2 separate regions of the Homo sapiens genome follow, and region 1 is linked to region 2. Evidence: chromatin loops called from intact Hi-C (ENCODE). Cell type or tissue: tibial artery. All regions are shown on one strand. Each heading gives the region's core, and the rest is flanking DNA. Links, peaks and the distances in the headings are about the cores only.

Region 1 (12,771 bases), core at 31-8,030, 73 kb after region 2:
TCACTGGGATTTCTCCTAAGGGGCCCAGTCAAATATTGAACATTATTACCCCAAGGAATTGATATGACAAGGAATCATAAAGAAATGATAAAACAAAATCATAGAATTAAGATCTGGAAAAAAACTGTGAGGCAGACTAGTCAAATTGATCAGGTAAATCACTTGGGTAGCTTTTCAAGGATAAATTTCTGAGTCCAAATAATAGTTAAGAGCATGGACGCTGGGCCCAGATTGCCTGGGTTCAAACGTCCACTTAACTAACTGTGTGACTTTTGGTCTCATTTTCTTCAACTTAAAGTGGGTTTATAGTACCTATTTCTTAGAGTAACTGAGAGGATTAAATGATAAATACTTATTATGTGCTTGACATAAAACCTGGCACATAGTAGCACTATGCATATTGCTGGTTTTAAAAGTCACCCAGTAAAAAACTCATTAGCCAGGTTTGCAAAACCAGGCTGGGTTTAGCTCAAGCTTCCTATTTTATAGTGGTGGCCCCGAGAAGTGACATACCTTGTTCATACAGACCTAAACACTAGGTCTATAGACAACTAATAGATGTTTTCTGTTTGTTTTAACACAAAACTCCTTTCACTTTTAATGATTTATTATATCCATTGAAAAAAAATTGGAGCCATTTTTCTTTTTGATCAAATTTTCTCATTTTTTTCTTACTATATTGAATACGCCTTTATTTGTTTATATTTTAAAATCTGTTTTATTGGGAGTTTATCCCTTTACCTTCTTGCTTTGTTTATCATTAACCTATTCCATAGCTTATTTGGCATGTCATAAAACAGATTCATTTATGAATATAAAAGTAATAGGCTCACTGCAGAGAATATTAAAAAAAACACAGAAAGCAAGATAAGAAGAAAATAAATATAGCTGTATTTTTACCATTTTTACATACACACACATGTGCATGAGTGCATGCCAGAGTTGGTTTTGTTTTATGGAATCGCATTTATACTATATGTGAAGTTTTGTATCTTGTTCTTTTGTTATTTTTATGGTTGTACAGTCAATTCTCATCAAGTGACCAAATGATCCTTCACTCATAATTTCTTCTAGATTTTTAAAGGTCTTCTTCCTTACATTTGCCTTTTTAATCTACCTCAAATACAATTTTATTATATGATGAAATACAAGGAACAGTTTTTTCCAAATAGCCCAAATTTTCAACACTATTCATTGAACAATTAACTTGTTTCCCATTGATTTTAGATGATCTTCTATTGTATATAAGGATATAACGTATACAATTTCAAGGCTAGCTCTTTTATTTCTTAGATTTACCTACTTATTCTTTGTCAGTCTCATATTATTCTAAACATAATAGGCCTATAATTTTCTTACAGACAGGTTCTTCCTTATCACTTCTCTTCAAAATTTTCATGGCCATTATCACCTAGACTTAGTTCCAAATAAATATAATTAAATCATTTATGTTAGTTTAAAAAAAAGCCCCTAAGGATTTTTATCAGTATCCAATTAGAACTATAAATTATTTGGGGAAAATTAGAATAATGGAACATTTACAATATTAAGTCTTTTCATCCAGAAATGAAGTATCTCACTTTATTGAACAAAGGTTCTTTTATAGGTTTCTGTAAAGTTCGTAGTTTCCTTCATGTAAGGTGAGCATACTTATTAAGTCCAGTCCTAGGCACTTTGTTTTTGTGAACCTATGGTGAATAGAATATTTTTCTCCCATTATATCTTCTCAATGGTTATTGATGATAAACAGAAAAGCTATTTTTGGAATAATTTTCTTTTATCTGGCTTCTTTCCTGAATTCAATTATTTTAAGAAGTTCTCAATTCTTTGGGCTTTTAAAGACCATAATTATATCTTTCACTAGTGATGATAATTTTGTTCTTTCTTTTCCTGTAATTATTCTTCTTATTTTTGCTCTATTCCCCACTGGTTTGAGAAGAACAATATTAAATATAATGTTATTTGTAAGAATCTTTGTCTTATATTTTTTACTTTTATCAACTGCCCACATTGAATTCATCTTTGAAATTATGTGGTCTCTCTGCTTTTTCCATTAATGATCAATTTGTATCACCCTTTTCCTTTTAATCTTTCTATGTAATTTTAAGTGCCTTTCTTGTAAGGTACATATAATTGGACATTTTTGTTGAATTTCAGACTATTTGTCTTGAATAAGGAAATATAAACTTTATATTTGTGGTAGTAATAGATACACTTTTTTCTATCATGTTTTATGCTTTCTTGCTAATTAAAAAAATTTGTCTTGCAAAATAAATGATGTTTTCTTTGCCTTTATCTTATTTGACAATTCCTTATCACAGTTGATGTTTTATTTGGACTTAATTCTAAACTTAAAAATATTCTTAAGCCTATATTTGTAATATGTACGGTGAAAAAATGAAGTGAGCTCTCTTGGCTCCTTCCTATGTATGATGATAACTGATCCAATTGATCCTTTCTCCTGGCAATTGCTTTGTTTATATAATTTGCAATTTCAGTTCTAGCATATGATTGTTATACTTTATTACAAGCAGTAAGCTCTTTCATCATTTGTATCCACTTTATTAACATGTTTAAAATAACGTACTTATTTAGACTTGACTCTAGACTCAATTGGTCTTAGCATTAAGCACCAGTCCTTCTAAATCACAATTTACCCCTCTTGAGTTTTCTAATTATGCATCTTCAAATAATACTTCTTCCCAGTGACACACGAAGATTAGATACTCTAAACCCTGGGACATCTCAGTATCGTTCACCTGCCTTCATCAACCATGCAGTGGGAAGGGAAGGGGTTGATTGTCTTCTCCTCTATTCCTCTCTTGCAATTCTCTTTTCTCTGGGCATTGCTGGTTAGTTTCTTAATTTTCAGACTGGTGGCAGGGGTGGTTTTGGGGAATGGGAGAGAGGGATCTTATTTGATCAGGCATTGATGACATATGATTTCATGCTCTCTGAGCCTGGTAGATGTCTCAAGCTGCATCTTTGTCTTAGGGACAAATTTATGGTTTCTCTGGAGAGTCCCATTCATTGATCTATCACTCATAGCTCTCTTAAGAGGATTATTTCTAACCTGAGTGATCACTTGCAATTTCTCCTGCAGCTCCTAGGATTTGATTCTATCTCCAGCATTTTCCTACTGGATTTTTGTCCTCTCAAGAGTGCACTCTGAAGTTCAGGGTCCAGGAGATCCCAGACCAGCCCTCTGCCCACTAGGCCCTTAACTGGAAACATTTATATGTCCCTTGTTGCCACAAACAAGAACAGACTGATTTTGGCACAGCCATCATTTTTTTTGCTTCCAGCCAGTTAGCTTCCTCAGATATGAGCCCTGCATCAGCTCTCTGTGTGTGTTTCAACTGCAAGAAACACATTTTAAGGGACAGGAGATATGGCATTGCTCTGCTCTTCCTGCTCCGTGCCAATGTTTGGTGTTGAAGGTCAGGAAAGTGACTGAACACAACGCAGCAAAGCACTCCTCTCTCCTAATCAATCTTTTTCTTACCTTTCTCAATCTTTTTATATTCTTATATGGGCAAGAAAGTTCTGGAGTCTGGAATTAGTTCCAGACAACTTGCTTTGTAAATTCTGCATATTTTACTACCTGTCTTACATTCAGTTGCACATCTAATCTCTTTTATTGGAACTTTAGCATTCTGTTATACACAGATTACAACTCCTAGCCCAATGGCAAGTGTTCAGCAGTATGGGACTAATGTGAATTTGGTAACTGAGCCTGGTTCTCTCAGCAATGGGCTAGATCAAATCCTGTGAGAACTAGCATCTACAGCTATGAGGATTCTTTTCTTTTCTTTACAAAGTCTCACTCTCTTGCCCAGGCTGAAGTACTGTGGCATGATCATAGCTCACCATAACTTCAAACTCCTGGGCTCAAGTGATCTTCCTGCTTCAGCCACTCGAGTAATTGGCTATAGGTGTGCACCACCATGCCTGTCTAATTTTATTATTTTTACTTTTTTTGTAGAGATAGGGTCTCGTTCTGTTGCCTAGGCTGGTCTCAAACTCCTGGCATCAAGCAATCCTCCCACCTCGGCCTCCCAGAGTGCTGGGATTGCAGGCGTGAGCTACCACACCTCACCCTGTGAGGATTCTTTCTGCCCATAGCACTTGTTGAGATCTTAGATCTTGTGGCACAATTTCATGGTTTCTTTGGAGGGTCTCTTGCTCATAGTGCTCTCATTTTGGGAGGATGCATGCCTAGCCTCAGTGGCCACTTGCAATCCCCAATGCCCAACCCTTGCTTGAAGATCCAGGGTCTTAACTAGCTAGACAACCAAGCAACTATTCTTCATTTGCATGAGAACCAAATCATAAAGACATATTTCCTTCATCCTTCTCCTGCCCCCTTTAAAACTACATGACAGGAGGTGAGGAAGGCGGCTGGAGGAGGTTGTTGGTGAGTGCCAGATTGCTAAGTGCCTACTTTGGCTATTTCATTTGTCCTCACTTAATTCTTGGTAGTCTAGTATTAATATTTTCATTTACAGCTGGAAAGAAAATGAGACTGAAGAGTTAAGTAACTTGTCTAAAATCACACAAATTAAAAGTGTTGGAGATAGAATGATAAACACAGTTCCTTCTGATGCCAAAGTAGGTGCTCCCTTCTTCACCTGGCTGCATGTAAGAGTCACCAGGGAGCTCGAGAAATACTGGTTTTCTGGTCCCCTTTTTGGAACAATTAAACAAGAACCTCTGGAGACAGATCCTAGGTACCAGCATGTGTTTAAAGCTCCCCAGGTGATTCCAATATGCAGCCAGGCTTCAGGTCACTGCTAGACGCTAGGCTGTGGCTGTATTAAATATTATGCTATTAGCCCTGTATGATATCACCTCATTCATATTATTTCCTCCTTTATATTTTCTCTATCCTTCAAAAGTCAGAGAGTGCGTGGCTGCCTGTCTATATCAGAGCTGGAATTCCGAATCAGATTCCAAAGGCTGCATTCATGGCCGTGTTTATTCTGGAAGTGGATCAGTTCATCCTGACCTCCTTGACTACATCAGTTCTGGACTGTGAAGAAGATGAGACCCCTAAACCCTTGCTGGTGTTCAACATTACTAAAGCCCCGCTCCAGGGCTATGTGACTCACCTGTTGGATCACACCAGACCAATCTCCTCATTCACCTGGAAAGATCTCAGTGACATGCAGATCGCCTATCAGCCACCAAACAGCAGCCATTCTGAGAGGAGACATGATGAGGTAAGAAGGAGAGACAAAGCTTCCAGCCTAGTTAGAAGTCACAGGGTTATTTAAGAACCCCCTACCCTAAACCCTCAGGTTCCTTTGTACATTCATTGCCTCAGAAAAGAATCAATCACTGTAAATCAGGATGCACACTCACTGCCCAGAGGAGCCAGGCAGGTGGGGTCAATGAGCAAACCCCACTGAGGGGCACTGTGGCAAACTGAAGAAAGAGCCATCCCCTCAGGAAGCAGCTGCCACTCAGCTCATGCCCACCACTGCCCTGCAAGGATACAAGTGTGCCCACTGTTGCTGTAGCACTCATGTGCCAAGAGAAATTGGAAAATGATACATTTTTGGTAAAATGCTTAAATTCTTGAATATAGAAAACAATTAAAACTTGTAGTGAAACGTATTGTGCTAGCTACCAAATATTTCTGAGGGCCACATTTGACCCAGGGCTCACCAGTTTGAGAACTGCAGCAGCCTTCGACAGCCTTCCTGAATCACAGAGACCATTGAAGTTAGAGATGACTTTTGTTTACAATTCTTTTATTTTTAACAAAATTTTTTTGGTGTGTTTAAGTTCTGGGGTACATGTGCAGGATGTGCAGGTGTGTTACATAGGTAAACATGTCCATGGTGGTTTGCTGTACCTATCAACCCATCACCCAGGTAGTAAGCCCAGCATGCATTAGCTATTTTTTCTGATGTTCTCTCTCCCTCCACCCCCAACCCCGACAGGCCCCAGTGTGTGTTGTTCACCCAAAATATGGAACACTTTCCGAATTTGTGTGTCATCCTTGTGCAGGGGCTATGCTAATCTTCTCTGTAGCATTCCAATTTTAGTATATGTGCTGCCAAGGTGAGCACACAATTCTTTTATTAATAAATTCTTTTATTCTTTTTTTTTGTGAGAGCTTTTTATGGGAATCCTTAATTTTAATTAATAACACGGACTCAGGATAGGACATTCCGTAGTCTTATTTGATAACTAATTTCACAGTGAAACACAGTCCATCGGGAAGGTCCTACTTCTATCTAATTTCCTTTTGCTGCAGGTTCCACCTCTCTCCTCTGTTTTGTAGTTAGTGGGAGGGGAGGACAGCTGGTTAAAGTCTTCCACATAATAGTGCTTCACATGCTTAAAGAACTACCAGCAACTTGATTCAAACAGGGTGGAAATTGTAAACGAGCAGACTGATAGAGACTTGAGCTCAGGTTTATTAAGGAAAATGATCGTCCCTGGGGTTATCTCTATTGTAATTTCGGCATTTTCAGCATGTAGCCTCAAGGGAAGACAAAGGACTTCAGGCTATAAACGCTATGCTTTGCCTTCTGCTTTTATTTCCCCCTTTTCATCATAGTCTGTGGCCCCCCATGCCTTCCCTGTTAGGAAGTAATTTCTCATTGCACATCCAATCTTAGAGCACTGCTTTTCTGGCCTCTTCCTGTGTGTAGTTTCTGGCATTGTATAATGTACTCTTAAAGCAGAACCTGTGCGAATGTGTGATTTTTTTCGTTAGACAGTAACTCTCAATTTTTTCAGTGGAGATCACACAGTTTTCAGGTTGTGTGGACTGGAAGCCCTGGGCCAGGGCCCAACCGAATGCATTACCCCTCCAAAAAAGACACCTCCTGCCCATGTAGTTTCCTGTTCAGTCTGTTGCTTTGGCAGCCTTGAATCAGTTTCTTTTGTTATTTAGTGTTTGCTGATATAGTGCTGTTTGATTATTTATCTTATCCTCTTCCATGGACCACATGTTCTTCAAAAGTAGGGAGTATGCCTTGCATTTCTGTGTTATACCTCATTCTTCTCTGTCAACATCTGGTGCAATACATACACAGCACATAATAAAGATCAAAACTTATCACGCAGCCCCTACTTACTTATTAGTTATGAATTTCATGAAAGCAAATAAAGTTGAGATATTTAAAAATATGTCTAGTGAAATACATGTCTCTAGATCAGGGTTTCTTGATAGTAGCAGTACGACAATTGCCATTTTGTATCAGATAATTCTTTGTTTGGGAGGTTGTCCTGTGTACGGTAGGATGTTAGTATCCTGGCCTCTACCCACTCGATGACAATAGCATTTTCCCACACACCGACTTCTGAAATTAAAAATGCCTCCAGACATTCCCAAAAGTCCTGTAGTGGGACAACATCACCCCTAGTTGAAAACCACTTCTCTAGATCCTCCACCTTTGAGAAAGATTTAAGTGACTGAATGTGGGAAGGGGTTGGTCTCCTAAGCAAGTGCAGAGACACTTCTCCAGCATATTACCAATTTTAGATTAATAAATTCTTTTATGTAGAAGAAAATTTAAAAATACCGTTAAAGTAAGGAACAAGATCTAGAACCTGAAAAAGTCAAATCAGGATGTCTAAATGAGATGTGGGAACTGCAGAAATGTGAATCCCCGCAGAAAACTGAATCCACTGTGTGTGGGTATAACCCAGAATTAATGCTACTTTACCCTGTAACGCTTCAGTGTGTGGCTCCTTTGCCTCTGTTTGTTTACAGGTAGAATTGGAGGTATACGACTTCTTCTTTGAAAGGAGTGCACCTATGACAGTCCACATCTCCATCAGAACAGCAGATACAAATGCCCCCCGTGTATCCTGGAATACAGGTAAAGCTCAATATAAGGCATAGAGCAACATAGCCCTGAAGGGAATACAAGAAAGTAGATGGGTCAGGAAAGAAAGGTAGTTTTATTCCTATGTCATACATGTGGCAACTGAAACCCAGACAGATTAAGGGCATCACATAGTAGCTTTTGTTGTTGTTTTTTTATTCCTCCTGGCAGCGTGAGAAATTTAAATCCAGGATTTCTGCGTCCTGAGGCCAAGTTCTTTCCTCTGCCGGAGATAAGACAAAGGGACACTTTTCAACTGAATGAAGCAAAAAACTGACTATTTGTGATATTGAGCTGTAGTGGGACTGAAATCTCCAACTCAAATTGTTCCAAGGGATTGGAGAAAGGTTTAGCTTTTATAATCTATAGTCTATTTTTATGTTGGGCTGCATGGAAACTAAAATATGTAAATAAGAGCTTTAACTGCTTTAAAATATGGCTTTCTATGCCTCTCAATTCTGAGTGGACTTATGTGATATATATATGTATATGTTGATCAGATGTAAATGTGGAATGTAAATGGAGATCTTTTCCTTCTCACTGATCCCATCAATACCATTTGAAACATACTTATAAGCAGTGGTGGTAGATAGTATTAAGGAAAAAATATCTGTGTCTGATTTAAATCCTCAGGTGGCAGCTTAAACGAGCTGCCTCGTGTGTGTACACATAGATATGTGTTTGTATGTGTGTGAGTTTCAGCAGAGATAGAGAACATCAGGTGAGCAGCCTTGATTTATAATTCTGGCTATACATCCTACTGTACCTCTGTCAAGGGGGTAATGAGAGAAAAGATGGAATCAGTAACCTAAAGTTTAGGAATAATCACATGTTGCATGGGCTCCTGCCTGAGTGTAGAGATGGAATAGTCTGTACGTGTATGTGTGATCGGTGACACCCAGGTTTGCTCAATGTCATTTTGGCTGCTTTGAACATCAGAATCCCTTTTAAAATAAATGTTTGCTTATTATGAACTTGATCTGTGCCATCGTTGAAATTTGGAGAATGCATCTAAAATTATTATTTCGCCGTGAAGATATAACCAATGTTAATATTTTGCTGTATATATTTCTAGGCTTCTCGATTGTTCCTCTGCTGTGCTCCGTGATGCCTTGTCCTATGCACTCCTGGCTTCCAAACCCTTATTGCCAGTCACAGAGATTCTTCTTATGCACTTCTGTCCATTTCTTCTCCCTCCCACCCTCCCTCCCTCCCTCCCTCCCTCCCTCCCTTCCTTCCTTCCTTCCTTCCTTCCTTCTTTTTCTCTCTCCCTCTCCTTTATATATGTATTAGCCCAATTTCCCTAGAAAACAGACCCCGAGGCAGATCAGATGTACTAACCCTATACTAAAAGCAAGAGTAAGGGGAGAAGCAAATAAAAACGCATGGCTGAGCTGGTGTCACAGCTTTACAATAAGATAAAGCAGATTGCTCTGCAGTGTTGATGTCTCCAGGGAGAAGATGCAACTGCTGTGTCTGGTAAGAGTTGGAAGTGGGGTTGGGAAAAGGTCAACAATCTATTAATGGTCAGTTATTTCCCATCTCCTGTGTTTAATGGGTTAAAGTTTACTTCACTGGCTGTTAACTCCCCACATGCCCAGATTGTGTTATCTGGCCCCTCTTAGCAGCCATTGCACACACTTCCTGGGTCCCCTGGTGCAGGGCCTGATCAGCCACAAGGTTGGTCCTGCCGCCACTAGAGGGCAGTGGAGGTAGCCGGCTGCATCAGAAGATGAGGCAGTGGTGGCAGGAGGGCTTTACAATTTTGGAGACTGGGAACCCTCATGGGGCGGCTGCAGCTAGAGAACAGTCAGTTGGTCGAGGCCGGGATGGCAGGTGAAGCTGGCAGATGTGAGAGAAGCATAAGATAAGTCCAGCAGCACGCTACCTTGCAATTCGACCAGCTTGCTCTGCTCCCTTTCAGGATTATCTGTAATCTGTTGTAATATTGGAGTTAATAGTACTAAAAATAAAAATAGTACTAAAAATAAAAGCTACATTCCAGTTTCTTGAAAAGCTTTTATAGATGCAATATTCAGATGGTTTCATGAGTGGAAATTCACTCATCTTTTCTTAAGCAGGCACGTTGGCATGTCATAGAACTTGCCAATACCCTTTTCTTATCTTTTTTTAAAAAATTTAAGTTCTGGGGTATATGTGCTGAACGTGTAGGTTTGTTACATAGGTATACATGTGCCATGGTGGTTTGCTGCATCTATCAACCTGTCATCTAGGTTTTAAGCCCCTCATGCATTAGATATTTGTCCTAATGCTCTTTCTCCCCTTTCCCCTCTACCCCCGAACAGGCTCTGGTGTGTGATGTTCCCCTCCCTGTGTCCATGTGTTCTCATTGTTCAGCTCCCACTTATGAGTGAGAGCATGTGGTGTTTGGTTTTCTGTTCCTGTGTTAGTTTGCTGAGGATGATGGTTTCCAGTTTCATCCATGTCCCTGCAAAGGGCATGAACTCATTATTTTTTATGGCTGCATAGTATTCCATGGTGTATATGTGCCTCATTTTCTTTATCCAGTCTATGATACCAACACCCTTTTCTCCTTTCTTTCATAGGTCTGAGTCTCCTTGAGGGGCAGTCTCGAGCCATCACTTGGGAACAGTTTCAGGTTGTCGACAATGACGACATTGGTGCTGTCCGGCTAGTCACCGTTGGTGGCCTGCAGCATGGATGGCTGACTTTAAGAGGTGAATGATCCAACTTGGTAACCTAGCAAAGAATCCAAAAGTATTTTCTTCAAAAGTAGATATATTTAACAGATATATGTAGCATCTCTTGGGCCCAATTTCTCAATGAAATTGTCAAATGCAGAAAATCTGGAGATCTTGAAATCATTGACTTTTGTGTTCAAATGCTCAGATCAATGTCTAACCATTTATGAATGGTACCTTGTACGTGGCTCATTGTTTAAACCTCAGTTTTGCTTTCTGGATGCCATGCATGGCTTCTTGTAAGTATACTCCTTAACTAGTTATTTTTTTCCCAGTTGGAGGACAGAATGTTTTTTATTTCTCTGCTTCAAAGAAGTATATTGAAAAATTAGGCCGAGCGCAGTGGCTCACGCCTGTAATCCCAACATTTTGGGAGGCCAAGGTGGGTGGATCACCTGAGGTCAGGAGTTCAAGACCAGCCTGACCAATATGGTAAAACTCCGTCTCTACTGAAAATACAAAAATTAGCCGGGCATGGTGGCGGGCGCCTGTAGTCCCAACTACTTGGGAGGCTGAGACAGGAGAATTGCTTGAACCTGGGCGGCAGAGGTTGCAGTGAGCCAAGATCACGCCACTGCACTCCAGCCTGGGTGACAAAGCAAGATTCCATCTCAAAAAAAAGAAAAAAGAAAAAGAAAAATTAATGCTTAATTAATACTTTAGTAATAATGATGTTATGTTATTAGTAGTAGTTGTCATGGTTTAAAAGAAATAAATTTATAATTCTATGGGATGATAGTTAACAAGGTAATAATCTAATAAAAGTAATATTTACACTTTATGATAAAATAAGTCATTCCTTATAATGAACTCAGAGGATTTAATTCAATTATCTTCTTAGTTTCCCTAACTGTAATGCAGAAAGATAACTCTCACCATCATTTGTGAGCAGGGAATTCTGGAATCAAAAACAAAATAATAAATGTATGATAAATCCTCCTGCTTAATCTCAGGACAGTGGGAGGCCAGTTTAAATCTGGGTATACCAGTCAGGTTGGGTGTTCGCTTGTATGTAAGAGAAATCCAAGTGTAGTGGCTTGAAAATTAGTTATTTTCTTCATGTATTTGAGGCTTGAAGACCCAGAAGGAACAATGAAAGAAGTCATGATCTAAGTTTGCTGTATCTAACAAGTTTTCCTAGGAGCACAATACAACAATTTCCACTTAGATTTCTTTATCAAACTATGTCACATACAACTCCTCAGTGCAAGCAAGTCGGGAAGCCTGAGTATTTTTAAATGACCATATTGCTATGCCAAATACAACTAGGATTCTGGTAGTGAGGAAGAAGCATAAAGTGGATCTTGGTCAAGACAGTGTTAAATCGTTTATTCCTCTAAGGTCTTTAACACAGCCACGTGGTGTGAAGAGAATAATGGGGTGCACCTGCCATTAAGAATTGTAAGTCTCTGGCCGGGCACAGTGGCTCACACCTGTAATCCCAGCACTTTGGGAGGCCGAGACCGGCAGATCACTTGAGGTCAGGAGTTCAAGACCAGCCTGGCCGACATGGTGAAACCCCATCTCTACTAAAAACATAAAAATAGCCCGGCATGGTGGTGCGTGCCTGTAGCCCCAGCTACTCAGGAGGCTGAGGCAAGAGAATCGTTTGAACCCGGGAGGTGGAGGTTGCAGTGAGCTGAGATCACGCCACTGCACTCCAGCCTGGGCGACAGAGGGAGACTCCGTCTAAAGAAAAAAAAAAAAAAAGGAAGAGTTGTAAGTATCTGAAGAAAACAAAGCAATGTTTATTAATACTACAGCAATGAAATGGAGAGTGGGAGACCATAATGCATTGATGGTCTGGGTTCAGAGGAGACACAAAATAGTGTGATCATTTATTAAGCTTTACTTTGTGACAGACACTGTAGAAAGCATTCTGTATACTTTAACTTGTTATCTCATATCAACTTTATGATATTAGATACTATTATTATTCCCATTTTACAAATGGGTAACCTGAGACTTAGAACAACTGATTTATCTAAGGTTGCACACCTAGAAAATGGCAGAACTGGGATTTGAACCCAGACTGTTAGATATTAGAGCTCTAGCTCTTGGTCTTTGAGCCAGTAATTTTCAAATAGGCTTGATAACACTGGTTGTTGCCTCCCTCCCACCCACCCCTGAATTTCTGATTCAGCAGGTCCAGGGTAAGGCTTGAGAATTTGCATTTCTAAAACTTTCCAGATGGTACTGAG
Region 2 (12,771 bases), core at 1,614-9,613:
ATACACATTGTTTGTAGAGAAACCGAGTTTTCTGTTACTTCACTTGAATATAAGGGGATTAAATATCTTTTTGTAGTCGGAAAAGCTTCAGGACTCCTTGTCTGACTTCTACTGTCTAGTTTGCATAACCAGTGACTACTTTACAAACTCATTTCTTCGAACAACTTAAGAGGAGCAGTTCGCTCAGAAGCACATATAAGATGATATTCGTACTGCAAATGAGACTCAGGAAGGTAGGGGTTTTGCCTCAAGTCACAAAACAGCTTAATGGAAGAACTGCAAAAGGAGCCCAAAGTGCTTTGATCACAACTCATTCTTGTCCATTTGGTTGGAAAACTCAACTTTTAGTAAAAATAGGGAAATGCACTCAACCTAAGAGCACATTAGAATGCTTGTTATATGCTCCTGTAGTGACTTTCACTTCCCCTCATGACCCTCATCATGTTCCCATTTCTAGTTAGATGTCCTCCTCTAATTAGATGATAAGCCTCAGGAAGAGAAGCTCACACCTGCCTTGCTCACTGTTGTAGTCCTGTATTTAGTCAGGGCTTTCCAGATAAACAGAATCAATAGGCAATATATACATATATAGAAAAAGATTTATCATGAGGGATCACCTCATGCAGTTATGGAGGCTGAGAAGTCTCATGATCTGCCACTTGTAAGCTGGAGGCCCCCAAAAACCAATGGTGTGGGTCCAGTTCAAACCTGAAGGCCTGAGAACCAGAGGAGCTGATAGTGTAAGTCCCAGTCTGAGTCCAAAGGCCTGAGAACCAGGAGTGCCAGTGTCTGAAGGCCAGAGAAGATAAATGTTCCAGCTCAAGCAGAGAGCAAATTTGCCCATCCTCTGTCTTTTTGTTTTATTGAGGTCTTCAATGGATTGGATAATTCCCGCCTGCATTAGTGAAAGTGATCTTCTTTACTCTTTTTACCAATTCAAATGATAATGTCTTCCAGAAATACCCTCACAAACCTGGAAATAATGTTTTACCAGCTATTTGGGCATTCCTTAGCCCAGTCAAGTTGACACATAAAATTAACAATCACAATTCCTGACACATAGCAGGTGTTAAACCAATATTTATTGGCTTATTGACTCTAATAAATCCACAGATTTAGTCAGGCTAGGGTTGACTGGACTTGGAAGTTAATGCTGTTACTTAAAACTCTGTTTCAAAATGCTGTGGCTAAAACATACAACAGTTTATGATATAGCAATTTCAGACCTGAAAATATACGGAAGAGAAATTAGTACATAGGTCCACCTAAAGAGAAATTAGTACATAGGTCCACCTAAAGAGAAATTAGTACACAGGTCCACCTAAAGATATACACAAGAATGTCCATAGCAACTTTATTCATAATGGCCCCAAACTAGAAACAATCCAAATGTCCACTAACAGAGAATGGATAAATAATTTATTTAATATTCATGCAATAATATGCAGTCATAATGAAGAAACTATTTGTATGTGAAAGACATGGATAAATTTCACAAACAAATGACAATATAAACTATATTATTCCATGTATACAAAGTTCAAGAAAAACAAAACTCATCTACAGAATCAATAGATGACATATAGATATATAGAAAAAGATTTATCATGAGGGTTTGGCCCATGCAATTATGGAAACTGAGGAGTCTCATGATCTGCTCTCTGCAAGCTGGAGGCCCATGAGAACCAGTGGTGTGGGTCCAGTCCAAATCTGAAGTCCTAAGAAACAGAGGAGATGATAGTGTAAGTTCCAGTTTTAGTCCAGAGGCCTGAGAACCAGGAGTGGGGCTGAAATAGTGCTCAACTCCGAGTGCTGGCGGAGAGTATTGACTGGACATGGAAATGAGGAAAACTTTTGGGGTGCAGAAAATGTCCTATATCTTGATCTGGAGGTTGGTTACATGAGTGTAAATGAATGTGTAAATTCATCAAGCTCTACCCTTAATTAATGTGTTTTATGCACTTTATACATATTATACCTCAAAATATGTTTTTTTAAAAACCCCAGAATTGGTATTCTTTCTAGAGGACATTTTGAATCTGCAACGTGGAAAAAATTTTGCTATGCTCAAATTTTCAGAAGTGTCCTATTTTCTACATAAATAATATGATTAACTTCAATAATTAACATTTATCGTTGAAAATATTATTCCATTTAAAATTTATGTCAACTCCTGGAGATGTCTAAAAGAAAAACCCTCATTTTATCCACAAGTAACTGAGGTTCTGAAAGATGAGCCCACTTCTCCAAGGTCACACAACTTGTAAATGCCAAGGCTTCCTTCAATCCCAGAGCCTCAGACTCTATACCACTACTGCTACCCATGATTCCATGCATGACCAAGCTACTCCATTGTTCTTTTACAGATGTATTATATGGAACTGATCTGAATTCAAAATATTAACTTTCTTGCAGGTTCTTCATTTGTGAACAAATGACATTTTATGCTGAAGATAGGCTTGCACCTGAGAGTCAACAACAGGGCCTTGTTAGATCTGGGCTGTGCAATGTTGTTAAGCTGTCCCATGATCCAGCAGATTAGAGCATTAGGGACACCCTGACACACTGAAGACTTGACATCACTTCAGATGAAAATGCTAAGATTGGTAGGTTTCTCCCTACCACAGGGAAATTAGAAATTATGAAATACATTGCAAAGACACAAGCCACGTAACATGGAATGCTGGCTTGGAAAAAAAGGACCTGAGCTTATGTTTAATCCCACCCTTACCTCTGGGAACTGGGGCACATTTCTGGGTTTTGAATTTCTCTTCTGTAAAAAGAAGACCAATGGCCAGTTCAGCCATGGCCAGTTCATCACTAATATCCCTTGAAACTCCGTGAATATATTCTATGAATACAAGCCTTAGAGGCAGCCTCTTGCTGCAAAAATGCAGCTACAAGTCTTTGATTCTTCTGTGGGTGAGATGAACACAGTCATGCCAAAATCATAGTGTTTTATAATAATCAAACAAGTTAATGTTTATGAAATAGCTTTGGAAATTGAAAAAGGCTACGAAATATTGCATTACATATGCAATTTGCGATAATTGGAGTAATTAATACTCATTTGAGATCAGCCATGTTGGAGTAGGTTAGATCACTCACATTCCTCTCTTCATGTACTGATCTAGTAACATTTGATCATCACTTCAGAGGTTACAGATGATGTGCTGCTGTCTATTGGATGATGCAGTTTATGGTTTTAAAATCCTAAGGGCCACCCTAAGAACCCAGGGTTACAATATGCTCAATATTTCTACTGATGATACTGAAAAGTCAATTTCTAGAGGATTCTCTACTTAAGAAGACAAAAATCCTTGACAAATACCTGCTTGGTTCCAAGATATGGTGGCATAAGTTGAGCAAAATAACAGATCAATGGAAAAGCATGGACAAGATAGGTAATAAATTCCTACTCCATTGGCTATAGTACTGAGCATTTACTTTGCTAAAAGGATGCTGGTTCAATGTGTCATGGAAGGAGTGCCCTGCAGAATAAATTTTGGTCTTGAAATTTTGGGAGGCTGAAGTTTCTGAGATCAAGTCAGGCCTTTTTGATCCCTCATAATTAGAGTTGTGACAGATCTAGGTGCCATTTTGTAACATTTAGTGATGACAAAGTATCTAGGGTATATTTTATGTCCAAACAACTTCTGGTGATGTCTAATTAAAGGACCCACTGGATCTAAGTCGAAGAATTCTAAAAAAATTTACGTTCCCATTTCTTGGAAATAGATGATTAAAAAGACCCCCTACCCAGGCCTTAGTTTCTATCCATGATTAGAAACTGTGGTATCAGCACTCTTCCCAGTATTCAGGGGCCCCATCAATAACACATGCCAAAATGCTCTAGAGGGGCCTCAGTAAGGAAAACAGAAGGCGTCAGGAAATTCTCCATCATTTTTCAGTGACAGCATTTGTCAGAGGAGGAAATTAGATTATAGAAAAATGCTGAATTAGATATCTTTATCAGTGACTGTTAAAACCCCAGGGAACAAGATAAAACTACTCTGAAGACAGTGGGGGTTGGTAAGTATGCTGCAAGAAACACAGCTCTGGTACACTGTTGGAGACATAGGGTGAATGTGAGAGTGAGAGCACACTTGTCAGGACTCAGAAGTGCAAACAGCCCTACTGAATTATCAAAGAATGCACAAGGATGGTTGATGGCAACCACACACATCGTTTGCTGTGTGTTATCAGAGGTTGCTGGAGATTGCTGGGGACTTGCTATATCATATCAGAGTCACAGCAATATGCCAAAGACATGGATGCCTTTCTGTTTAGCATTATCTATCCAGTGCAAACCTATTTGCTTATGACGTCCAGTGGCTCTCCAATGCCAACAGGGAAAAGACTAAGCTCTTTGGCAAGATATCAAAGGCTCTCCAAACTCTAGGTCTTGCTTGCCTATCTCACTTCATCTTCCTTTACCCTTGGCCTTCTGCTTTAAGCTTCAGTGACTCCCAGCTTGTGATTTTTCTACTTGTAGCAAACTACTCACATACCCATGCCTGTGGTCTTAGAAAGACTGCTGGTTAAAATGACCCATCTGGTTTTCTGTATCTGCTCCTTCCTATTCCTCCTTGTAGCATCAGCCCTGGCATTTATGTCCTCGGAGAAGCCTTCTCTGAATGTTTCTCTTAGCCCATCCTTGATCCTCCCATGGTATCTTATAATGCGTACTACTGCAGATGCAGGTATTATATGACCTTCCTTACATTGTCCTGTGGTTGAATTTTAGGTAAGTGGTGCAAATGTTAATACACTGGTTACTGCTACTATTGCTACGCGTGATAAACTGTTCTTTGTCTCAAACTCACAAGTTTTGTGTCTTCTGCCAGCATTCAAGTAAATGTGGCAAGCTAATTTGTTAGCTTGCAAGTAGGGTAAAATCCCAGGCTTTTAATAGTTCATTGTATACATTATATTCATTGTTTTACTTCCAGCACCAAAGTAGTGGTTAACATATGCTTAGTGTTTAATAAATGTTAGATGAATGAATGAATTGACTTAATGCTATAGAATAAAAGCAAAGAAAAGCAGCCCAAAGTGATCAGTCCACTTAGACCATGTCTTTTCAATGGCACCTGTGCTTCTGCTTAGCCATCTCCAGTGTGTCTTCAGTGGTTGTCTAGTGTGGCTTCCAGAGTTTATTTCCTAACTACATTTTTACTGATGCCAGCAAAGAGAGCTCAGATACTTCTGTGACATTGTTTAGAGCATGAACCCAAATTGCACCATCATCAATGCCATTTCTTACATGCTTACCAGGGCAAGATGCAGTGAGAAGTGTCATACAATTGAAGTTACATAGTTTATATAATTCCTATGAATTATTGGGCTAAAAAATAGATAACATTAAAAGCATAGTGTACTAAATGGGCTGTGCAAAACACAGAAGTATACAGTGCAGAAATTAAAGAAAGGCTTAACTAAATTTTTGCAGCCTCTTGTGAACAAGGTTTAGTGTATATAATTTGTGTCTGAAGTGCTGGTGTGGCTTTCTGAAATTGTATATTCTTTTTTCACCCCCATTTCATACGGGAAAACTTAGTCATGAAGTTAAAAGGTGAAATAAAATATGTAAGGTCAACTGCTTATAGCTAAAAAATTAGAGAAAGGGTCTGTAGACTCTAGAGAAGCCGCCTTATAGTTGTCTTTTACTTTCTGTTTAGAGCCAAGTCCACTTTATGAACAAAAAGTTTGAGAAGTATTTTTGATATAATTCCAAAGAAGACCTCCAAAAGATTCCTAGACATGGGGAAGTGTCATCTATTTAAAAAAATATTTAATTAGGCCCAGTGCAGTGGCTCACGCCTGTAATCCCAGCACTTTGGGAGGTCCAGGCGGGCAGATCACAAGGTCAGTAGTTGAAGACCAGCCCGGCCAATATGGTGAAACCCCATCTCTACTAAAAAATACAAAAATTAGCTGGGTGTGGCAGCACATACCTGTAGTCCCAGCTACTCAGGAGGCTGAGGCAGGCTGAGGCTTGAACATGGGAGGCGGAGGTTGCAGTGAGCTGAGATCGCGCCACTGTACTCCAGCCTGGGCGACAGAGTGAGACCCCATCTTTGAGATCTAGAAGTAATGAGAGATAATTTGAAACTCTGAACAAAGAAACTTTTAGAAAAAAGCATTTTTTATCATACTCCCACCCCCTACCTCAAACATATTTGGTTGAGTGAGTTGACTGTAAGTTGGGAACCTATCATAACTGTACTTGTAAGTAAAGACATGTTTTTAAAGAAACAAGGATAAAGTTCATTGCATAGCTGGTCATTCTTCAAATAATGCCAGATCCTAAGTGATTTCAGGCTTGTTAAGTATATTCATACTGTTGTGAAATAGATCTCCAGAACTTTTTCATCTTGCAGAAGCTGAAATTCCATACCCATTAAGCAACACCCCTCTCTGCCTCCCACCAGTCCCGGTAACCACCATTCTACTTTCGGTTTCTATAAATTTGACTACTTTAGACACTTCATATAAATGGAATCAAACAGTATTTGTCTTTTTGTGACTGACTTATTTCATTTAGCATAATATCCTCAAGGTTCTCCCACATTGTAGCATATGCAAGACTTCCCTTTCTTCTAAAGGGTGAATAATATTCCATTGCATGAATAAATCACATTTGTTAATCCATTTGTCCATCTGTGGATGTTTACGTTGCTTCCATGTCTTGGCTATTGTGACGAATGTTCTGATGAGCATGGGTGTTAAAATATCACTTCAAGACTGCTTTTAATTCTTTTGGCTATATGCCCAGAAGTGGGATGGCTGGATTATATGATAGTTTTATTTTTAATTTTTTGAAGAATTTCCATACTATTTTCCACAGAAGTATCACCATTTTATAATCCCACTAATAATGCACGATGTTCCAATTTCTTCTTGTGGAATTCTTAAGACTGTCTTTTCTCCTTGAGAAACTCCCTGGGGATTGTGACCAGCGATGTCATTGATTTTCAATCTGACTGAAGAATGTAATTTTCCTTCCAATTGCAAAGTGTGTACTCCCTAAGGAAAGGAGGAGAGAAGGGTCATCTCCATATATGTTAAGTAGAGAAAAATGTCAATAGTTAGATGCTGGGTAAATACTGCAGGAAAAGAAAGGCGTTTCAGTACACAGCATTTATTCAAATCAATGCACCTGACTTGGTGGCTAGATTTAAGTTAAAGTCTTTTCAGTGTGATGGACAAAGCAGATGTGTGAGCATGAATTCAATCATGAAAAGTCTTTATTAAAATACAAAGAGTCAACATATGTCACGTGGGGGAGGCTTATTACTAAGAATGTAAATTCTTAAGACAAAACCTTCCTATAGCCCATGTGATAAATCTCTTTTCTGTTCCTAGTCTTATGAAGGGCATATTACGATGCTTTAGGGCACATTTATTTGTTGGACTTACCACAATTCATAATTAAGTATTTAGTTTTGTGCTTATTTTTTAATATAGGAAATGAATACAGCATAAGGCCAGTGGCATGTTGTTTTTTTTTCTCATTGCATTTTCTTCAGTGATGAAGCTGGTGCCTGAGGCATTGTTGGAGGTTAATAGATACTTATGGAATGAAGGAATGGAGTGTGGTAGAAAGAGTCTTATTTTCTGAGGGAGGAGTTACGAGTTCTGTACTCAGAACCACTACTAAGTAGCTGTGATTTCTAAGGCAAGTGACTTAGTCTCTTGGTCTTGGTTTACCCATCTGTCAAATAAGGATTTCATATTTAAACACTTTTTTCCCCCAGACAGTGTTACTTGGGATCTTGGAGATTCTAGGAGGTGCCCTGAATTGCAGAATGCAAAAATCCAAGAGCCGGGGACACTTGGTCCTCCACCGCTACTTTCCAAACAAAGAGATCTACTTATTTCTGTTTTATGTGTTAGGATACTACCAAAATGTTTATTTACAAAATGATTTCAATGCTTAAAAAATATTCAAAACCCATAATTTAAATTGGAAAATCTCTAAGTCTCCTTTTAGCAGCTAACTGCCTGGGCTTTCCTCATCCCCAGAATCTTCACTTTATCCAGGGTTTTGATAAAGTGTCACCTCCTCAGAGAGACCCTACTTGGCCAACAAATCTCTTGGTATAATTTGTATTTATTACCTGGTATTATTCTCTATTTTGTGTGGCAGGTGTTAGTGTATAAATCTTATCTCCTCAACAGCACTGCAGGTTCTTTGGGAGTGAGGGCCACATAATGTATATCACTTTCTCCACCCTAATCAGTACTTAACATAAGGCCAGAAATGTAATAGATATTAGTATTCAACCTATTCATTCACAAATCTTTAGAGAACTACTCGTAATGGTTATCATACATTAGACACTTGACATTTACAAGTCTCTCAAGATACCATTTAATTTCTTCACCTTTAAAGTGGGGGAAAGAGTACTTTCTTCAAATGTTCGTTTTGAAGATTAATGAAGATCATGCATTAGATGAGAATAGCAAAGCTCTGGTGAGCTGTAGATTCTGGGCTGGGGGTAAGGTTCACTCACTGTCTGAGTGATTAGTGCTATGTCTCTCCCCTACTCAAAACCCTTTAGTAGCTCCCTCTTGCCTCAAAGATTGAATTAGACATATGTTATGGTGCCTGACCAGCTTTCCTATCCCTCTTCCCTGCTACCATTTCTAAAATCTTTTCCCACCCCATGTGATTCTGATGTGTCCACATCCAAAGCCCCCACTCCTTCCCCTGTTGTTCTGTCTTTTTTTTTTTTTTTTTTTTTTTTTTTTTTGCTAAAACTGTTATGAACGATGACTCTCTTCTTTTTGGTTCACAAGTCATAGGTATGCAGGCCTACATTGCTGCTATTCTTCTTTCCCATGAAAAAGCCTGTGTTACACTAGGAGCAAATAAGGTTAATATGCAAAGTAATGTGGAGACAGAGCTTGCTGATAGAGAGAGAAAGAACTGATGCTATTATTTAAGTCCCTAGATCCACTCAAGGTAGTAGGGTTGTTGTCAGGGTTAAATGAGTTAATAATGGGAGTGCTGCAGCCACTGCCGCTGATTCCAGATCTCATTGCCACACGCCCCGACGACTGCCTGATGTGCATTCCTGATTCCTTTTGGTTCCAAGTCCAATGTGGCAACTCTCAAGGATCAGCTGCTTCATAATCTTCTAAAGGAAGAACAGACCGCCCAGAATAAGATTACAGTTGTTGGGGTTGGTGCTGTTGGCATGGCCTGTGCCATCAATATCTTAATGAAGGACTTGGCAGATGAACTTGATCTTGTTGATGTCATCGAAGACAAATTGAAGGGAGAGATGATGGATCTCCAACATGGCAGCCTTTTCCTTAGAACACCAAAGATTGTCTCTGGCAAAGACTATAATGGAACTGCAAACTCCAAACTGGTAATTATCATGGCTGGGACATGTCAGCAAGAGGAAGAAAGCCGTCTCAATTTGGTCCAGCGTAACGTGAACATCTTTAAGTTCATCATTCTTAATGTTGTAAAATACAGCCCGAACTGCAAGTTGCTTATTGTTTCAAATCCAGTGGATATCTTGACCTACGTGGCTTGGAAGATAAGTGGTTTTCCCAAAAACCATGTTATTGGAAGTGGTTGCAATCTGGATTCAGCCCAATTCCGTTACCTGATGGGGGAAAGGCTGGGAGTTCACCCATTAAGCTGTCATGGGTGGGTCCTTGGGGAACATGGAGATTCCAGTGCACCTGTATGGAGTGGAAAGAATGTTGCTGGTGTCTCCCTGAAGACTCCGCACCCAGATTTAGAGACTGATAAACATAAGGAACAGTGGAAAGAGGTTCACAAACTGGTGGTTGAGAGTGCTTATGAGGTGATCAAACTCAAAGGCTACACATCCTGGGCCATTGGACTCTCTGTAGCAGATTTGGCAGAGGTACAGTGAAGAATCTTAGGCAGGTGCACCCAGTTTTCACCATGATTAAGGGTCTCTATGGAATAAAGGATGATGTCGTCCTTAGGGTTCCTTGCATTTTGGGACAGAATGGAATCTCAGACCTTGTGAAAGTGACTCTGACTCCTGAGGAAGAGGCCTGTTTGAAGAAGAGTGCAGATACACTTTGGGGGATCCAAAAAGAGCTGCAATTTTAAAGTCTTCTGATGTCATATCATTTTACTGTCTAGGCTACAACAGGATTCTAGTTGGAGGTTGTACATGCTGTCCTTTTTATCTGATCTGTGATTAAAGCAGTAATATTTTAAGATGGACTGGGAAAAACATCAACTCCTCAAGTTAGAAATAGGAATGATTTGTAAAATCCACAGCTATATCCTGATGCTGGATGGTATTAATCTTGTGTAGTCCTAAACTGGTTAGTGTGAAGTAGTTCTGCCACCTCTGATGCACCACTGCCAATGCTGTACATGCTGCATTTGCCCCTTGAGCCAGGTGGATGTTTACCGTGTGTTATATAACTTCCTGGCTCCTTCACTGAACATGCCTAGTCCAACGTTTTTTCCCAGTCAGTCACATCCTGGGATCCAGTGTGTAAATCCAATATCGTATGTCTTGTGCATAATTGTTCCAAAGGATCTTATTTTGTGAACTATATGTATCAGCAGTGTACATTACCATATAATGTAAAAAGATCTACATGTAAACAATGCAGCTAACTATCCAAGTGTTATACCAACTAAAACCCCCAATAAACCTTGAACAGTGAAAAAATAAATAAATAAATGAGTTAATGCATGTAAATAAAAACGTACATAAGAGTGTATATGTTCAATAATAATTTGCTGTCCTCAATCATATCTCAATGTATAATATTTCTATGTATTCTTATCTTCTCCAACTAGACTGTAAAGTTTTTGAGAGCAGGCACTAGGTCCTACTCAGCACTTGGCCTACACTTAGGTTCAGTAACCCTCGTTGAAGGGATCAGCATATTTCTGTGAGGCACAACCAGTGTGTGGCTTCAGCTTCAGCTTTCCAAACAGTCTGTGATTTTGTTAGTAGAATTGTGAAATTTACTCCTAATGTGTGGAACGCATCTTTGCCTGTGGTTTTATTTTGTTAATTTCATTGTGTTCTAACTTAGGCTAAGTTGCCATGATGTTTTTGTGCGAAAACTGATTTTATTTTTATTTTTCATCATGCAAAATGTCTTTTGAGAAAGCTGGAGTTAGGACATTTTTCTAGAGTCACATTTTAAAAAATTAAGGTCAGTAAGCAAAGACTCCCAACTCCTTGAGTTATGCTTGGAAAAATAAAATTGCTGCTGGTGCTAAGCTTTGAAATTACTAAATCACTCTCAAGTCCCACACAGATTGTTAAAATGGAAAACATCTGAAAATTAAATTCTTTATGTTGCCTTTGGTGCATCTTCCCCTTTTCTGTAAAAGGTGGAGATAAAAAGGATTCCTGAAAAGGATTCCTGATGATTTTTTCATGTTTTTAATGCATGTGCAAAATTCTTATGTCTAGTTAATGCTAGCATTTGAAGCTGTGTCCAAATGCAAGCATTTGCCTGTTTGATTTTCAGTTGTGAAGGCAGAGTGGAATGGAAGCTGTCAGTTTATTCTGATTTCCTGTCTGAATTTAGTGGACAAATGTGGAAATGATAATATAATTAGTAGAATTTTTACCCTGAAGTTTCCATATCTACACACAATAGCCTTGAATATGGAGGATGGGAAATGTTTGCGCAAATAGATTCACTGAAGCACATGATTTGAGTATAAGCCCTTGTAAAGTTAGGGGACCTGAATCCCTCATCCTTTCAGATCCAGCTGGACCATTAGCTCCAGAAATAAAACAAAGTGCTAGGAGAAGGATTCCTTTGTTGTTAATAGCTACATGCTTGCACGATGTGTGCATGTGTGTATTTGGAAGCCTGTCCCTTCAGTGTCTCTCCAGTCAGGAGCATCTTCTTCAAAGCCTTCACGCAGACGATTCCTTTAAAGCCTGCCTCTTGTCTGAAATAAAACAATAGCCTGCTAGCAGCCTGGAAGCCCTTGAGGTAATTGGTGAATTGAAATTGGTATGTATCTTTTTCATCTATCCTTTTATTTTTACCACAGATGTACAAATAAACAATTGTGTTGGTTTTTTGTTTTTAAAAATTACATATTATTCTGTCCATCTTTTTAAAAATAGTTTTATTGAGGTATAATTGATATATAAAAATTGCACACATTTAACAGATACAATTTGATGAGTTTGAACATATGCACATAATAGATAATCAAGGTAATAGATAAATCGACCACCTCCAAAAATTTCCCTGTGCCTCTTTGTTTTTTGCTTTGTTTCATTTTGTTTTGTTGTAAGAATACTTAACATGAGATCTATCTTAACAAATTTCTAAATACAATGTGCCCTTGTTACCTATAGGCACAATGTTGTACAGCAAATCTCTAGAACTTATTAATCTTGCATAACTGAAGCATTGTACCCATTGAACAGCGCCTTGTTTCTCCTGCCTCCAAGTCCCTGGCAGCTACCCTTCTACTCTCAGTTTCTATGAGTTTAACTATTTCATATACCACATATAAGTGGAATCATGCAGTATTTGTCCTTCTATGGCTAGCTTATTTCACTTAGCATAATTTCCTCCAGATTCATCCATCTTGTCTCATATGGCAAGATTTTCTTCTTTTCAAAGGCCGAATAATATCCCATTGTGTATATACACCACATTTTCTTTACCCATTTATCTGTTGATAGACACTTAGGTTGTTTCCGTATGTTGGCTACTCTGAATAGTGCTGCAGTGAACATTGGAGTGCAGATATCTCTTCAAGATCCTGAT

What was found. A loop is a pair of places that touch in the nucleus more often than their neighbours do. Peaks named below come from ENCODE experiments on the same cell type or tissue, not always from the same donor. Only the 100,000 strongest peaks of a DNase experiment are listed, where the experiment ranks them.
Region 1: it touches region 2 in a loop (8-fold over the local background); 5 of 110 quality-filtered maps call a loop at or near these places.

Annotation. Positions count from the first base shown.
Region 1 is chr9:14,843,735-14,856,505 of GRCh38, reverse strand. It overlaps FREM1 (FRAS1 related extracellular matrix 1), which reads left to right. Exons shown (of 37, transcript NM_001379081.2): 6 at 4,899-5,222; 7 at 7,733-7,841; 8 at 10,415-10,546. It also overlaps the pseudogene RNU6-1260P. Among named protein-coding and RNA genes, the nearest start is that of FREM1, 60 kb to the left of the region's middle. In tibial artery, for the core only: no CTCF peak of the experiment used is centred there; no DNase peak of the experiment used is centred there.
Region 2 is chr9:14,918,674-14,931,444 of GRCh38, reverse strand. It overlaps LOC124902122 (a long non-coding RNA gene), which reads left to right. Exons shown (of 2, transcript XR_007061421.1): 2 at 2,416-3,517. It also overlaps the pseudogene LDHAP4. Among named protein-coding and RNA genes, the nearest start is that of FREM1, 15 kb to the right of the region's middle. In tibial artery, for the core only: no CTCF peak of the experiment used is centred there; no DNase peak of the experiment used is centred there; H3K4me3 peaks cover 551 bases; H3K27ac peaks cover 939 bases.